Regions from separate parts of the Mus musculus genome. Here region 2 is linked to region 1. Evidence: chromatin loops called from intact Hi-C (ENCODE). Cell type or tissue: left cerebral cortex. All regions are shown on one strand.

Region 1 (8,000 bases):
GTCTGGTGGGCTTCCCACCTGATCCGCACGCCTGCGGGTTCCAAGAAGTCTATGAAGGGCACCCGACACCGCATCCCAATCCTGGAACACACAAGCTCACTTCTAGGGTCTGGAGCCAGCTCGACTTGAACCCAGCCTTTGAAATGCCAGGACTGAGAAGGGAAGAAGAGGCCAGCGGGTGGGGCTGACTTACCTGCCTGCTGCGGTTGCTGCCTGGGCGCCCGCTGTGTTTGTGTCCCTTTGCACCTCGACCAACCAAAGGCAACTCGGCTTTGTTAAGTTTGGCCTCGCACCTCCAGAGAAGAGGCACGAACTGGCAGAGACAAGGCGCGTTCCTGGAGAGAGGTTCCCCCTGAACTTGGGAAGGGCAATGCAATTAATCCTGCTTCAGAAGTTAATATTTAAAACACCCACGCAAAGAGAGAGAGAGAGAGAGAGAGAGAGAGAGAGAGAGAGAGAAGAAAGAAAGAAAGAAAGAAAGAAAGAAAGAAAGAAAGAAAGAAAGAAAGAAAGAAAATAGAACAGCCGTTAAAACCTCGAATTCTCCCTTTGAAAGGCTCTTTTACACTAACCGGGCGGATCATTCAGACCTACATGACTTCATCTTAAGGTGGCCAACTTCTCGCAGGAAGGGCTTCATGGCTACTGTGTAAACAGGACAAATATGTCACTCACTCCAAAACACCAAGGAGAACTTTTAACAAAACGAAGAGTATGTGAACGAGTGTAAAAGGCAAAAGGGAAGAAGTTGAAAAACTTTAATTACAGCGTGGAGAAAAGTTTTCGCCATTGGTCTCCTTAACCCTGGATGACAAACACCCAAGCGCTCTCGCAGCCCGCGGCACTTTTGTTTAAGTTTGGGAGAAGCAGATAGTATCAGCTCCCAAATAACAGTGCCCTTGGGACAGGCAGTGCCTCAAAGAGGTTGGAACTCGGGTTTCAGCAACAAAAGCAAACTGTGAATAATATTCTTCGTCCTTTAAGATAGCATTTCGCAGAAGGACAAGGCACTGCGCCTGTACTTTAAACGGATGGAGAATAACATTAAATTTCATCTGAATCTGAGAGTCATCCAGTTGAAAAAAGCATAGCCACGGTGACAAGAGCAACAGAGCACTGTCACAAAGGTAGGAAAAGTGGTAAAAATGCATGAACTTCTGTTTTCAAAGAACAATAAAGATAAATAAAAAGTAAGTTTTCTAGACATGCCTTTCCTAGCTTAGGAAAGTTAATTTCCCAATGTGCTTTTGCTGTCAAAGGTGCAAAGCCAAGGCGAGGGAGTGCGTGGCTGGAATCTGCATGCTGATAAGAGAAGGGTGATGTACTTACAGTGACAGAGGGCAGGCTGCGGGAGAAAAGCTGTTTGTGTTAGCCTGCGAGTTACCCAGGGCTGCAGTGAGAGCCGAAGGGAGGAGGCGTGGGAGTGCCCGTCTGCGTACACCTTCACCGCGTCTCATTACATCTGCCAGCCTCTCTCTCCCTCTCTCTTTCATTTCCACATTCCCTTTGTTCCTGAAAAAAAAAATCTACACGTCACATCAGAGTCCCCAGATGCAGTCTACACCAAAGAAAAAAATGAATAATTCAATCAAACTGTGCATAGTCTCTAAGGCAATAAATCTATCGCACTTAAAGAAACGAAGGGTAATTACTACCATAGAATTAGAATAAGGCCAAAGACCAGAGATGTCGCTGAGTCTCTGGATAAACTCCACAGTCAAATAAAGTTTCATTTATTTGATCCTTTTTACATCTTGAACGGGAAGTCAGACAAAAAATTAAACTTATTTTAGAGCTATTCGCATCTTTTGAAACACTGTCTAGAGAGTGGGGGAGGGTATTAGAGGGTCTACCTTGTTCAAAAGCTCCCAAAGACATCAGCTGAGCGCCCGGCACAGACACCAACCAAGACAATGCGTGCTGGTGGAGTCTGTCCAGAGCCCATTTCTCCCACTCCACCCTCCTCCACTCCCCTCTCAACAGCAGAGCGCCCTCCGCTAGCCCACAACTGTGACTCTACAGGAGGGCAGCTGTAATCTGAGAGCCTTACCTGCGGCAGTGCGAAGACCCCAAAGAAACTGTCTTTCGCTGCCACCAACACCCCGTGCCATTCCTACGCACCCCTCCAAAGTCCTGTAACCATCTAGTTCTTCCATCTGCCTACAAGAAACTGTATACCGGATTTCCCCCCCCACGACTGAATGGAAGCTCTATACGGAACTGACTTCTGGATATGCCTTGGGTTGAGTTAAAGCGATGTCTGGAAAGGAAAAGAAGGGGAGGAAAAAAGGAGGGGGCAGCTCAAGCCCTATCCAAGTTAGTCAGAAGGCGGTGTTAGGCGGGAAGCGCCTACGGGAGAAACAGCTGGGCTGCACACTGGCCGTGCAGATCGCAGTTCTAGGAACCGTGTCCTTCGTCCCTGAGGTAAGACTGTATGACTGCCGCATGCTTATTCTTTCACTGTCCGTGTCTCTCTTCTCCGCCCACAACTACCCCTACCCCTAGGGTCGGCCTGCGCGCACCCTAGAGGACTCCAGCGCAGCAAAGAGTTGTATATACCGGAGCCACTCATAAATCGTGGGTGTCACTGAACAGAGATCTGCAAACCTGCTGTTTGCCACAGCAATCAAACCCTCTGTCCTGCCAGTTGCTCACTGACCCAGGGTACTCAGGCCGCACAGTGGGCAGAAGCCCGGACCAGCCAGATCACAGGGGACGGGAGGGGGGTTGGGGGGACTGCAGGCTCAGGTGACGCCAGGAAAGCTCCAGCGTCCCAAACGGGGCTAGTTTCCATCCTAGAAGCGCTTCTGCCTGCTTCGGCGATACAGAAGCGCAGGCTACGCGCACGTGCGTGTACACACAGAAAGAGAGTCATTCAGTCATTCAGTCACGCACGAACGCACGGCTGACATTCCGGCCCAACGATCCATCTACAAGGGCCCCTTTAACAGTCAATTCAGCTCTCGGAGGAGCCGCTGGGAAACTGGAGTTCGTGGAGGAGCCCATGGGTGCCAACTGCCAGTGCAGCCTTTGTTTACGTGCCTCGGTCGCCACCTTGAGGTGGAGCTCAAGAGTGCGCTGGGCTCAAAGCCACTACGACCCATCATGCAGGCAGAGCTGGCAGCCAGGACGACCTCCGGGACAGTTTTTGTTTTGTTTTGTTTTTTGTTTTTTGTTTTTGTTTTTGTTTTTGTTTTTGTTTTAAGCCTACGAAGGTCCCCCTGGAGCAGAGGAGTCCCGGAAGCCGTACTGCTGGGAAACCCAGATCAGAAGATGGCAGAGCGACACCTGCAAAGTAGCTAATGCCAGTACTCAGTGCATTCTCTCACTAGACTACAAACCTGGGGTTAGAGAACAGATCCGAGACCCGGACTTTCAGCACTAACTACCCAGGCAGGGAACGGGTAGATACCTTGAGAAAGACACAGCCTCGGCTCCTACAGGACGGAGGTCATGGCTCAGGGCGGCCTCGGCCTCCCTTGGGTTCCTTTGCTTGCTCTTCGATGGGAGACAAAGGTACTTAGAGATGCAAGCAGTCATAAGCAGAGGTCTTAAGATGAGAACTGAAAACAAGAGAGGAACGTTGAGACAGCATAGCTATGTGCTGCAAAAGCTGAGTCTCAAGTGTCCCACTTCCCAAAAACTCAGGCCTTCTGGGCACCTTAAGAATAGGTTTGGCAAAACAGTAGTGTGCTATTAATTGTATCACCTGCTTCCATCGTCTTAAGCTCATTTTCACTCACTGCTCTGCAGATATATTTGCAGTTTGTATATCAGGCTTTTAAGAGCCCTCTTGTTGAATCTTGCAACAACCTACTGCAGTTGTTCTTTGTTATTCCTGGACAACTGCCTTCAAGACTTGGAGGCATCTTACAAAGCCATCCCAAAGGTTCTCCTCAGAGAACTGCCCTGAGAACACTTCTGAGATTTTTCACTGCTGCTTGAGTACATAAATGTTATTTAAATATGATGTTTTACAAAAGGAGAATTGTTTAAGAAAAAGGACACTTGGGAACTATTTTGAGTTATATGAAAGCTTAAACCAGGACTGGCTGACACCAGCTGTGGCCTCCAGTATTTGGCCAGCAATAAATAAATGAAAGAAAATTTGTAAATAGGTCCACAGCAATATGATGCTAATAGCCAAGAGGAAATGTTTTCTCTGAAAGGAGAAGCAACAAGCCTCGAAGCCAGACCTCTCTCCTGATTTATGCCACAGCCCAGCAAATCAACAGTGCCTTCGCTCATGTGGAAAGCTGAGTACTATTGAATACAGTACTGAATTTTCCCAGGGAATCCCAATCATAGAAACACCTGTGCTAAGTAATGTTATTCTAATCCACTATGAAAATCGTAAGTATGTAATAGCCCTCAAATCATCTCATTTCTTAGTCACAGTGGGGTGGGCCAACTTCATGGAAGAACATTAGGCTTGCACAATGCTCCAAAGCCTTAACTCAAAGGAAGCTTGGCTTTACTATACATAATACTGGCCATTCATTTTATCTTAAATGAGACGGGCAAACACTAGAGCCAACATAACTGGCAGAAACCAAGCTTAGGTAGAAATATCAAAGAACTGGAAAATACATTGAATGTGTAGAGACCAATTCCATAATTTTTAAACAAAAATCCTTGCAATATTAAGCTGACATTATTCAATGGGCATACTTCACATTACTATAAATAGAAAATAAATAGGAAAATGTAATGAAATTACGCCATCAAAAATACAAGGATCTGGTTGGAAACCACTGTAACCCCTACCACCGCTCCAAGCCCCATATAAACCAACCGTGCTTTAAAATCATCAAGCTAACCTGTTTGAACTGCTCCATGAAAGAACAAGTCAGGATTACAGCTGCTTTACCACTGGATGCCACTGAAGCTAATGCCAGGCAAACAGTCACAGGAAATAGAAAGGCTTATCACACATCCAAATGCTCCTTTGAAAAGCCTATATGGAATTTGGGGTTTTTTTTAACCAAAATAAAAGTGATCTGGACAATTTACAAATTTAACACACAGGGTGGGGGGATACAATGAAAAGTTATGTTTCAAACACAGCAGTAAACTCCCTCACTAAAACTCCCCAGTACCCCCTCTCAGTGAGTGTGATACTGAGTTGCCTTTGCACCGTGGCCCACTGTCACACTGCCTCATAGGTGCTGACTGACTGACTAAACCTTCCTTCCAGACCAGAAGTTTACCACTCGCTACGATGACTGTCATTCCATTTAGGATACACTCGAGCTACACAGGAAACAGTAGGCAAATCAATATGACACCTGTTGTAATTGCCTCATAAAAGACAGACAAGGGTCCGCTCACCAGTTGCTGCCAGCAAAGCAGCTTACTGACATTGTCCTTCTTCAGAAGTTTGATTAGTTGCTTTAGAATTTTATGTTTTATGCATTGTGTTTTTAAAACTGAATTTGGTGTCCTATAATTTTAAAATGTGTTTCTTAACAATCTCTCTTTTGAAACTACAGATTGCTTTTTAAAATGTCTAAGTATAGGATTTCTGTTGCATTCACCGAGAGCCTAACATGTGAAAAGAAAATAATTAAAAGCATGTTAACCAAGGATTTATGTTTTGCATTTTTATAATTCAATGAACACGAATTAAAAATGACTTTTATAAAATATATTAGCAAAAATGGTGTTTGATAATTCCACCTGATGTTAAATTATCTTATTCATTATATATTGTTTAAATTAAATTACCTAATTTTTATCAACCAACAAATTATATACATTTCTAAAATAAATTTTTTTAATTATACATTTCTAATTTTTCAAGTGGTATATCTAAAAGCATCTTTATTTAACAAGAGAGTCCATGGTTATAAGCCATAGACTAAATAGCATATTTTATTTTTGAATCAGTCCTAAAAAAAATTCAACCTGTATTTCAAATCAAAATGTTTAATATCAGTGCTAGGCAAATATCCTTAAACTGATGATACATGTCATTATCATACATCATAACCATACAATAGCGATATGAGCTTCTTGAACTCAAACAACTAAAGTTGAAGGAATAAGCCAGTGTTCCCAAGGATTTGAATAGTCACTGTTGCTTAAGTAGATCATTGGATGTTATTGAATTTTTGTTTTTATTAGTTTTTTTTTTACATTAGTTTGAGGATATTGTCTTTCCAGTAGGGGTGGAGAGAAAAGCAGCCATGTTGAAAGTCAGCAGCATGTGTTCACGCCCGTATTCATTCCTATTGCTTCAAGAAAACAGGCAGCGAAAGGTTCTCTTATACATGCTTAAAAGTTCAGTAACTGTAGCTTCTGAGGAAAATGCATAAACCCAAGAGTTCATATAAACCTCTTCGGATTGAATGCAGAATGTTAACCATCTGACTCTCAAAGCTGATGAGCGCAGTAGCAAAATGAATATTAAGCAAATGACTGTTGCCTACACTCACTAGAATTAGCATACTTCAGATTATAGTTTATAAATTTTTAAGAACATGAGCATCATGATATGGTTGTCATAGAAACTGCAACAATATGTCATTTAAATTAATTTTCTATGCAGTGATAAGGCCTAGTTCTACATCACTCCAATACAAGTTTAAAAAGCAAAAGAAACGCAGTGAGAGTCCAACTTCTACCAGCTTAGAAAAGGATAAAGTGCAAATGTTTTAAAGAAAGAAAAATGACAATGCATTCTAATTGCATAGTAAGATGGCAATTTAATAAAGGTTATAAAATGCTTTAAATGAGCACATTCTGAAAAAAAAGTTTTTATTAACAATCAGCTACTTCTTTTAGTATTCCTTACTCTTGTTACACAGGCCTATTTATAGGTAACAAAAATTATTGGTTATTATGTGTTACTTAATTATTAAATTATGGATGCTCTTTATGTTCTTGAAAGATGGGTGCAGTCACTTTCACATTATAAATTCAGAACAACTAGAACAGAATTTTAATATTTTTAGTGATTACTTCAACAGAGTCTCTGATTTAGAAAGAAGTGCCACTGCATTACTGCAAATGCCTTCATACTATATCACTGCCAGGGAGTCTCTGTTGACATTAATGGCTCAATTATTGGAACAGAAAAAGCCTATGAAAATAAAGCATATTTCCTAAAGACAGAAGATTTCATGTCCTAAATTAATCTGTCTTTTGGCTACCAAATATCTTTTCCTTATATTTTCTATCATTGAACATTTCGATATGGAATATATCCATGAAATTTTAAAGTCTATATTATATACTTAAACTCTGTATTTATATTGCTTATTTTGTATGTAATTTAGCCTTTGTTGGTAATATTTCAACTAATTGCAGAAAGAAATTTCATGAAAGCACCAATGAGAATGTTGTACTTGTACAAGTGATTTCTGAGACATGAATGAAGGGACACATGTTTTTACAGTCTGAGAAACAACCTGAAAGGGAGATAGAAACGTATATAACATAGCTTTCTTGATAGGATTAAGAGGATTCCAACGCTTTTAAATGCCAGTTTTTCTGACAATTAACAATGAAAAGCAGATGTTTACAAAGCTGTTTCCTATGCTGTCTTAAGAGACGATAAAGGATGGTTTGTGGATAGTAAGAATGAAAAGCCAGATAACTGCTTGCCGGGTATGTATTTAAAAAGCATTTTCATTGGCTCACTTATTGTTAATAGAGAAAGAAAAACACTTTGTGCTGCACGCACTGCGTGACTGTGACTATAGAAACTGCCATCATAAGTCCTCAAAAACTCCTCAGATGTAATTTACAAAGATAATAATAACACAGGATTATTTCACTTCTCTGAATGCCACACATTTGCATACCAGAACTTTGTACAATGTAGTCATAATGCACATTGACAATGGCAAGGGCTCCATAGCACGTTAGCTGCAGCACACGGTCTGTGCTTCACACAGTCTGTCTCACCAAGCTTTACTCACTGTTGTCAGTGTTTTTCTTAGTAAGCCAGGTGTCCGCTGCATACAGAACTGAGAGACCACGTTAGCAACTGCAGC
Region 2 (8,000 bases), 1.1 Mb before region 1:
CTCTGTGTAGTTTATTGACTTGAGATCATTGCTACTCTGCTCTGGAGCAAAGCAGGGGTGGCTCCGCTGTGGGAAGGCTTGCAGGCCACTTTCCCGACAGCTTGACTTGGAGGACAGAGAGTCTTTTAAAGCAATGCCTTAAAGGACACCTTGAGTCTAAAATAGAGCAAATGACAAAGTGGTGAAGGAAAAGACACATAGCACATTTCTGGAGAAAGAGAGTGAACCCAATCCTGACAGGATTAGCAGGTTAATTAAAGAATCTGTCCTGATGAGGCTGGCACATCTTCAATTCCGACTGATATGAACTCCCGGCACTAGCTCCAATCTATCTTTTCCACCAGCTGCCATGGTGCTGAAATACTTACTGGACAAGTTGATCCCCAAGAACTTTCCAGATGTGTGCTATTGTATCACAGGCAAAAGCCCACTTTAAGAAAGATGATATGTCAGCTTAAAGATCAACAGGGGTTATCTGATTAATAATCGGCCACCCAGTGATGGTCAATGGATAAAATGGAATAGGAAAAGGGGATTTCAATAGAGTGAACGAACTGCTTCCTACTGTCTATCATGTGCTTGGCACAGTATCGGACACATCGTACCACTTAGTTTCCTCACTGTGCTGGTTAGAAGCAGCTCCTGTGTTGTGGGGATGATTTTGGGTCTAATACTGGCATCCTCATGCCATTTCTCTGTGACTCTGGGTAGCTTGCTTTTCATTTGGTTCTCAGTGGCTTCATCAACCAAACAAGGAGAACAATACCTTTATATTCACTTTCCTTAGATGCTGGAGGATGATACCACAACTTTGGTGGTTTAAAACAACAGAAATATATTTCCCTGTCATTCTGGTGACCAGCAATCCAGTAACACACTGCCATTAGCCTTGGGCTCCCTCCACAAGCTCCACAGGGAACTCCTGCATTGTTTCTCCCAAGTTTTCATGCTCCTAGAACAGTGGTTAACCTTCCTAATGTTATGACTCTTTAATAGGTTTCTCGTGTTGTGGTGACACCCCCAACCATAAAATTATTTTCCTTGCTACTTCATAACTGTAATATTTCTACTGTTATGAATCATAATATAGATGTCTGTGTTTTCTGATAGCTTTAGGTGACCACTGTGAGAGGGTTGTTTGACCCCTAAGGGGTTGCAACACACAGGTTGAGAACCACATTGCTCTAGACATTGGCTTCTGTCTGCATAATCCCAAGCACCATCTCCTTCACATGACCTTTACCTCGTCCTCTACTTTATCCCTCACAAGCACTTGAGATTGGACTTATAGACTCCCTGGGTGATTCAGGTTGTTCTCATCTTGGGATCATTAAGTTGATTGCAGTAGAGAGAAGACTCTCGACACTACGCTATCTGAGAGACTCATGCACACGTTGAAATAGGTTCATTCAAGTTTGTCATTGTGCCCAAGGCTAAAGCAGGTTTCCTATCCACTGACGAGTAATCCCAAGACACTGTGCTTTCAGCCCATCACTGTGAAGACTGCATTGCAGCCTCCAACATAGATTCTGAGACAGAGGTACCACCAATGCAGACCTTCAGGCAAAAATATGGGCAAACATTGGTTATTTGAAAAATGATCTGGGAGTTCAGTAGATTGAGGAAATGAGCAAAGAGAAGAGAGAAAGTAGTGAACATGACATTGTAGTGAGTGACTGAGCTCTGTGGGTTTAGGGACCACTCTCATTTATGCTGGGACCTCTGGGAAGGTGGTGTTATGCTGGGACCTCTGGGAAGGTGGTGTATATGAAAACTCTACCAAGATCCACATGACCTATAATGTGGGACAAGAGCATTGAAGAATACCACAGAGATGATCTTCCGCCAATAAACACCTCTATGCTGACAAAGATTTTGGGGAGTTGAGAGTGGGATGGGAGGGCACTGAAGTAAAAGATTGAAATAGACCATGGAAATCAACTCAGATTTTGGGATTTCGCTTGGGCAACTCTTAGAGATCTGATGAAGTCATGGATGCTCAGTTCTGGCCTAGACCTTTTCAATCAGATGCAACCCACATGGCCTTTGATTTGTCCTCAGTGCTTATCTGCATCTGTTGCATGGACATCTGTATTACCAGAGGGCTCACTACCCACTGGCATACTGTTTTATTGATACACAATACTAGTTTAAAACTATCTTAATTTTGTTCAAAATTTGGCTTCTCAAATCTCCTACACATGAGATCTAGTTCTTTCCCAGGTACCTCTTTGTCCTCAGAGGTACCTGTTTGCTTGTGTACTGTGTTTAGCTCTACAGCCCTGGTTTGTCCTTGCCCTAAAGCTGTGGCTCTTTGGAGACACTATGTCCAGCTCCTGAAGGGCTCTTGTTTATAACGATCTAGAAAGTAACTTAAGTGGTTTTACAATGAAATATAACTGAACCCTCAGGGGCAACAGGAGCATATGGTGTGGTAAGAGGACCATCAATTCAAGGGATGCTGAATAAGCACTTACTTTGTGTGTCAGCTCTGCGGCTCAGAGCATGTGGGAGAGTTGAGCAGAAAATGACCAACTATGATTCCCAGGTGAAAATCCTACAAGATCACTTTGTAAAGGCAGAGTGGGGTGCAGGGAGCTTATCAAAGCCCAGAGACAACCCCTTCTGAACACAGCTGGCTGGTTGGCTGGTGTTTTAACTGACTTTGAGAGTAGCAGAAAGGAATTTGAGAATATAGGACTATAATTTGAAAGTGAAGGCATATCTGCTGTATTCAGGGAATTCTGATTTATCAAGATTTCCTCCCGTTGGTCTTCCCTCTTCTTGATGTTCTTGTGTTTTGCAAATTGTATCTTGGCCAGGGCCAAGAAGTGGGAGTGGGTGGGTAGGGAAACAGGGTGGGGGGAGGGTATAGGAAACTTTTGGGATAGCATTTGAAATGTATATAAAGAAAATATCTAATAAAAAAAGAATAAAAAAAGATTTCCTCAAATTTATGGTGAGTATATGTGTGCCTTCATTTCATATGTATGTATGGTAGGGGATCATGGACTTGTGGGTCTCCTGTCTCAGCCTCCCAAGTAGCTGGAGTGACAGGTCTATGCCACCAGGCTCAGCTTCAAATGCTGTTTTCACAAGGAAGAGAAAGACGTGGTTTTATTTTAATGTTTGATGTGGCATTCTGATTACCTCTTTGGCAAGGTTGTAATTGGGGCACTTGGGAACAGAAGCTAAGTAAATGAAGCTACAGACCTCAGAATTCTCCTTCCCTTCACTCTCCCCCTTCTCCCTTTCTTCCATTCATCTATACCTCCGGCTACCCACCCAATATTGATATGTACATGATAGAACTAAGCCTTTATTAATTTGCATGCTAGAATTAAATCATCATTGTGCTAGAATTAAGACTTTATAAGAAAGTAAAGGTGTTTTCTGTCTTCAAGGACAGTTATACTTGGGCTGGGAAACTGGAAAGGAATGGGAATGTGAAAAGATGACTTAGAATTGATTGATGCAGACCTCCATCACTGTCTGATTTCACAAGGATGGTGATGAAGAGGAAAGGGAGAAAGTGATCCTGGAAAGGGCAGTGTGAACTCTGCACCCAGTTATTTTACAGGCTACATTGTATGGTGCTATACCATAACATATGCTGGCCATGTGATCTTGGATCAATCTTCTTACCTAGGTCTCTTACTTATCCACACACTTTGGACTGGGTGATTTTTTTCTGGTATTTCACATACTATGATTCTATTATTCTATTCCTATGCATTAATCAAAATAAGCAAAGATCAGGAGCTAGTGAATTGTGGGCTGTTTGGAGCTTGGGAAGTAGGACTCTGTGAGGATGCAGGTGGAGAAGCAGTTGAGTAGGGACAAAGGTTGGAGTTGGGCTGTGGAGAGAGGCTGGAGATGTCAGAATGGCAGGACATACCGAGTTTCTCTGCACTTGAAGTGCCTCTCTGCTCCTGGCTCTCACCTGTGACACAAACAGAGTCCTTTGAAACCAATTACCACAGTTTTTTTTCACTCTTTCCTTGACTGTGTTTGGGCTCACATTGGGGCAGTCCTAGATTAGAAGAATGTGGACTGAAGAGTCTTTGCTCAAGCACATTGGCTGCTCTCCTCTATGTGCTGGCTGCCTTCCACTCTAGGCTAGGGCTTCATTTTTACCATTTGTACTTACATACAACTTGACAAAGAAGAGCCTCTAAGGTTATATATTTAAGGACTCTGGAAGACACAACACTCATTGACTCTTGAAGCCTAGAAGCTATTTAAAGTCATACCTTGGTGCCCCTCTGAATTCTTTCTAACATGGATCCTATCCATAACATTCACAGGAAGAATGAGTGAGTGAGTGAGTGAGTGAGTGAGTGACTGAATGACTGACTGACTGACTGAATTACTGAATGGATGAATGAATGAATGATTAGATTCAAAGATGTAGAGAAGACTAAGTCCAGGGTGGCCAGGTGACTGCCAGTCAGAGCTGGAGTTGTGTCTCAGAGTCACCCCTCTTAGTAGTAGTTATTTAAAATAGAGACAGTAATACATGCCCTGCAAAGCAGCAGGTGTGAGGATCAAAAGGAGACTGCAGATAAAGCTTCTAGAATGGTGCTGAGCACACAGTTTGCACCCAATATTTTTAGGCTCTGGCCTGGCCCAAAGTCTCCCAGAGTGTCAGTGACAATCCCCTGACCTTTGAGAAGGTTTACGACCATAGGCAGCCTGGTCTATCTAGGGCAACTCTGGACACAACCTCACTGCACAGAGAATGATGGATTGAATGACCCTGGACCCTTTCCAATCCCCTTTGGGTCTTGAAACCAAGGGTGTACTTCTGATCCTGACCATTGGGTGGCACCAGCCCATCATCTTAGGTAACTAGACAGTGGAAGGCTAGGCCCTCTTGGCTACCCAGCAGGGGAGTTGGAAAGGGGGCTGTGGGGCGGGATCAAGAGAGTGGGTGGGGGAAGGAGCAGCTTAGAGAGTCCAGGTGTTTGTGCCTCTGCTCGACTGTCTGGATGCTTTGTGTATGACTGAGGTGGGAGTGGGCTCTATAAACATGAGGTTCAGGAGGTGTGTGTGTGTGTGTGTGTGTGTGTGTGTGTGTGTGTGTGTGGTGTCTTTATTTCTCCCCTGTATATGTACAAGTAATCATTTGACCTAAATGAAATCATTTGCCCCAAGGATATTGATTTATGGCTGTGGGTAAAGTGAGTCGAGGGCACATGGGATTTTCAAGATGTTAAAGGTATTAAAATTTAATTGACCTCCTGATTTTATACATGGGACAAACTGAGGCCAGAATGGGATTCTAACTGGTCTGAGGACCCTGGTTCCCTGATCTTGTCTACCACAGTCTCTGCATTGAACAAGGAACTGGACCAACCAAACATGGTGAGTCACCTGGAGAAGAGAATCTGGACCAAAGTGGGACCCGGAACGCCTTGTTTAGCCTAAGCCACATGATCATCATGGCTTCTCTCCTTTGTATTTTATTCTTTCCATCTGGATTCTAGAGCTAGCTCACACTGGCGTTGCCATGCCTCAGAGGACAGCTGTCCTTGTTTCAGAGCCTATGATAGACAGGTGACAGCTGAAAACTGAAGTCTTGATTTCTGCTCTTTCTCCCCATGCCACTTTGTTGTTGTTACTGCTTCAGTTGTGTTCTCCTGGAAGGCATCAGTGTCTCCTCTGTGGCCAAGGCACCCAGCTCCTAGAGGGTGGGGGTGTAGCAGGCATTGTTTTCCCCTTTACTGAGTCCCTCCCAGGCACCTCTCTTCCTTTTAATAAAAACCACTAGGCATGCTTCAGATCTGCTGAAGGCAGCAAAGATCCATGCACAGAGCTGGCCTGCAGTTCATAAACATGACAAAGATCCTTTGCCACATTTCTTTGGTTGATTCTGTCCTAGGTACCAGGCTAGGTCATTAGAATAAAGTTCAGATTTCCTGGGCTTGTATGTAGGCTCCTCAGCTAAATTGTCCTATGACCTCCAATTAATGTCTTTAGTCTTTTTTTTTTTTTTTTTTTTTTAGTATAGAATACAGTTAGCTCATAATCAGCCACCAAACGCAGACGCTATTGCATACGTCAGCAAGATATTGCTGAAAGGACCCTGATATAGCTGTCTCTTGTGAGGCTAAGCCAGTGCCTGGCAAACACAGAAGTGGATGCTCACAGTCAGCTATTGGATGGAACACAGGACCCCCAGTGGAGAAGCTAGAGAAAGTACCCAAGGAGCTAAAGGAATCTGCAACCCTGTAGGTGGAACAACAATATGAACTAACCAGTACCCCCAGAGCTCATGTCTCTAGCTGCATATGTAGCAGAAGATAGCCTAGTTGGCCATCATTGAGAAGAGAGGCCCCTTGGTCTTACAAACTTTATATGCCCCAGTACAGGGGAAACACCAGGGCCAAGAAGTGGGAGTGGGTGTGTAGGACAGGGGAGGGTATAGGGGACTTTAGGGATAGCATTTGAAATGTAAATGAAGTAAATACCTAATAAAAAATTGAAAAAAAAAAGAATACAGTTTATTCAGGGCATGGGGAGGGGAGTTCAGAGTGTAGTAGAAGCAGAGAAAGGCAAAGAGAAGGAGAGAGTAGAGAAGTAGAGGCTGGCCATGACCACATAGAAAGAGGGGGCGAAGGGAATGGGGAAAGGGGAAGCAAGGGGCAAGAGGCAAGAGTATGAGAGTAAGAGAGGCAAGAGAAGCAAGGGCAATGTCTTTAGTCTTTAACCTTTCAGTATCGACTGAAACTGAGCTGAGCCTCGTGCTCCTATGGGGTCTATTGGGTTATTTAAGTGAATCGACACTTACAAAATATTCAAAATGAAGTCTCAATAGGTTACTTCTTTATTCTTAGAACAATGCTGTACCAAACTAGCAAAAGGTTGTTTCCAGCTTAAGGACAAGGAATGTGAGACTCTGAGAGGTGATGGCTAAAAATGAGTTGGAATGATAGCTGATTAGCAGTGGTCTCATTGGAGAACCCAAGTTACATTTAAACTCTATATCAGATGTCTAAAAATCCTTTATTGTCTCACCACCAAGTCTAGATATTGGGAGAGCTGCTCTAAAAAAATCCAACAAAAACAGAATCAATTATATTATGTATTTATATATAAATACCACATAGTTGGAGAGAGACTGAGAAAATGAGAAAACTTCAAAGAGTGGCTTCTTCCTAGACCTAGTGCCTCCGTCAAGCTCTGGGTCTTCCTAGGATACTGACAGAATACTGGAGGAGAAGAACCTTTCTCAGAAGTCCTCCCTGGTCTCCTGAAGCCCTGTACTCCCAGAAGGGAGTCTCTGACCTATCTTTGGTCAATTCAAACCCATCCCATATGGATAGTGGGGCCACATGAATTATGCTATGGATTCCTCAGCCCAGTTCCTACTCAGGGCCCCTTTGTAAGCTCTGTGCCAGTGTATTATTTGTTTTATATAAAATATAATTATGAGCACTCATTATGGCTGGGTGGTAGTAGTTAATATAGAAATTGTACAGTTAGTATGTTCAGTGTCAGGCCACTAATAAATGAACCTGGAAGCCAGCAGGTCACACCTGGCCCAGGAAGAGGCCTCTAGACAGCTTCATTTCAGCTAGCAAGATAAGGAGATGTTTTCTGGATGTCAGCTTCCTTGCATCTTCTCCCATGATTTCTCTATCCATGGAGAACCCCCTCCAATCCAGTCTGACAAAGAACATTCAGGACCTTCAGTCTGTCCATTCATAAAAACCATCACTTTGGATTTTCTGCTTTGACTTGGTGGATGGTGTCAACTCCTACTCTGCCCTCATCTATCTTGGGACACCTTTGGATTTACAAGTGACATTTATTGTGTCAGAGCATTGCCTTTTGGGCATCCAGAAAACCCAGACCATCTCAACTTGTGCAGAGACAGTTGGCCAGATGGGTGGCTAGCTGGAGTGGCCAACAGCAAGGCAGGTTGGGTCTTGAGGAGTGTCTGAGTGTGATAAACTACCCTGACCTAACTCAACTCAAGGGAGGAAGGGTCCATT

Evidence for each region. Hi-C counts contacts between places; a loop is a spot of excess contacts. Peaks named below come from ENCODE experiments on the same cell type or tissue, not always from the same donor. Only the 100,000 strongest peaks of a DNase experiment are listed, where the experiment ranks them.
Region 2: a loop joins it to region 1, with 5 times the contacts of the local background. A loop is called at or near these places in 27 of 42 quality-filtered maps.

The regions. Positions count from the first base shown.
Region 1 is chr7:116,037,348-116,045,347 of GRCm38, forward strand. It overlaps Sox6 (SRY (sex determining region Y)-box 6), which reads right to left and starts at 1,397. Exons shown (of 16, transcript NM_001025559.3): 1 at 1,330-1,397. In left cerebral cortex, a CTCF peak has its summit at 3,061 (motif pointing left); DNase peaks (open chromatin) are centred at 990, 1,367, 1,955, 2,355 and 1 more place; H3K4me3 peaks cover 1,573 bases; H3K27ac peaks cover 1,184 bases.
Region 2 is chr7:114,917,540-114,925,539 of GRCm38, forward strand. No RefSeq gene overlaps it. Among named protein-coding and RNA genes, the nearest start is that of A730082K24Rik, 27 kb to the right of the region's middle. In left cerebral cortex, a CTCF peak has its summit at 4,817 (motif pointing right); a DNase peak (open chromatin) is centred at 4,814.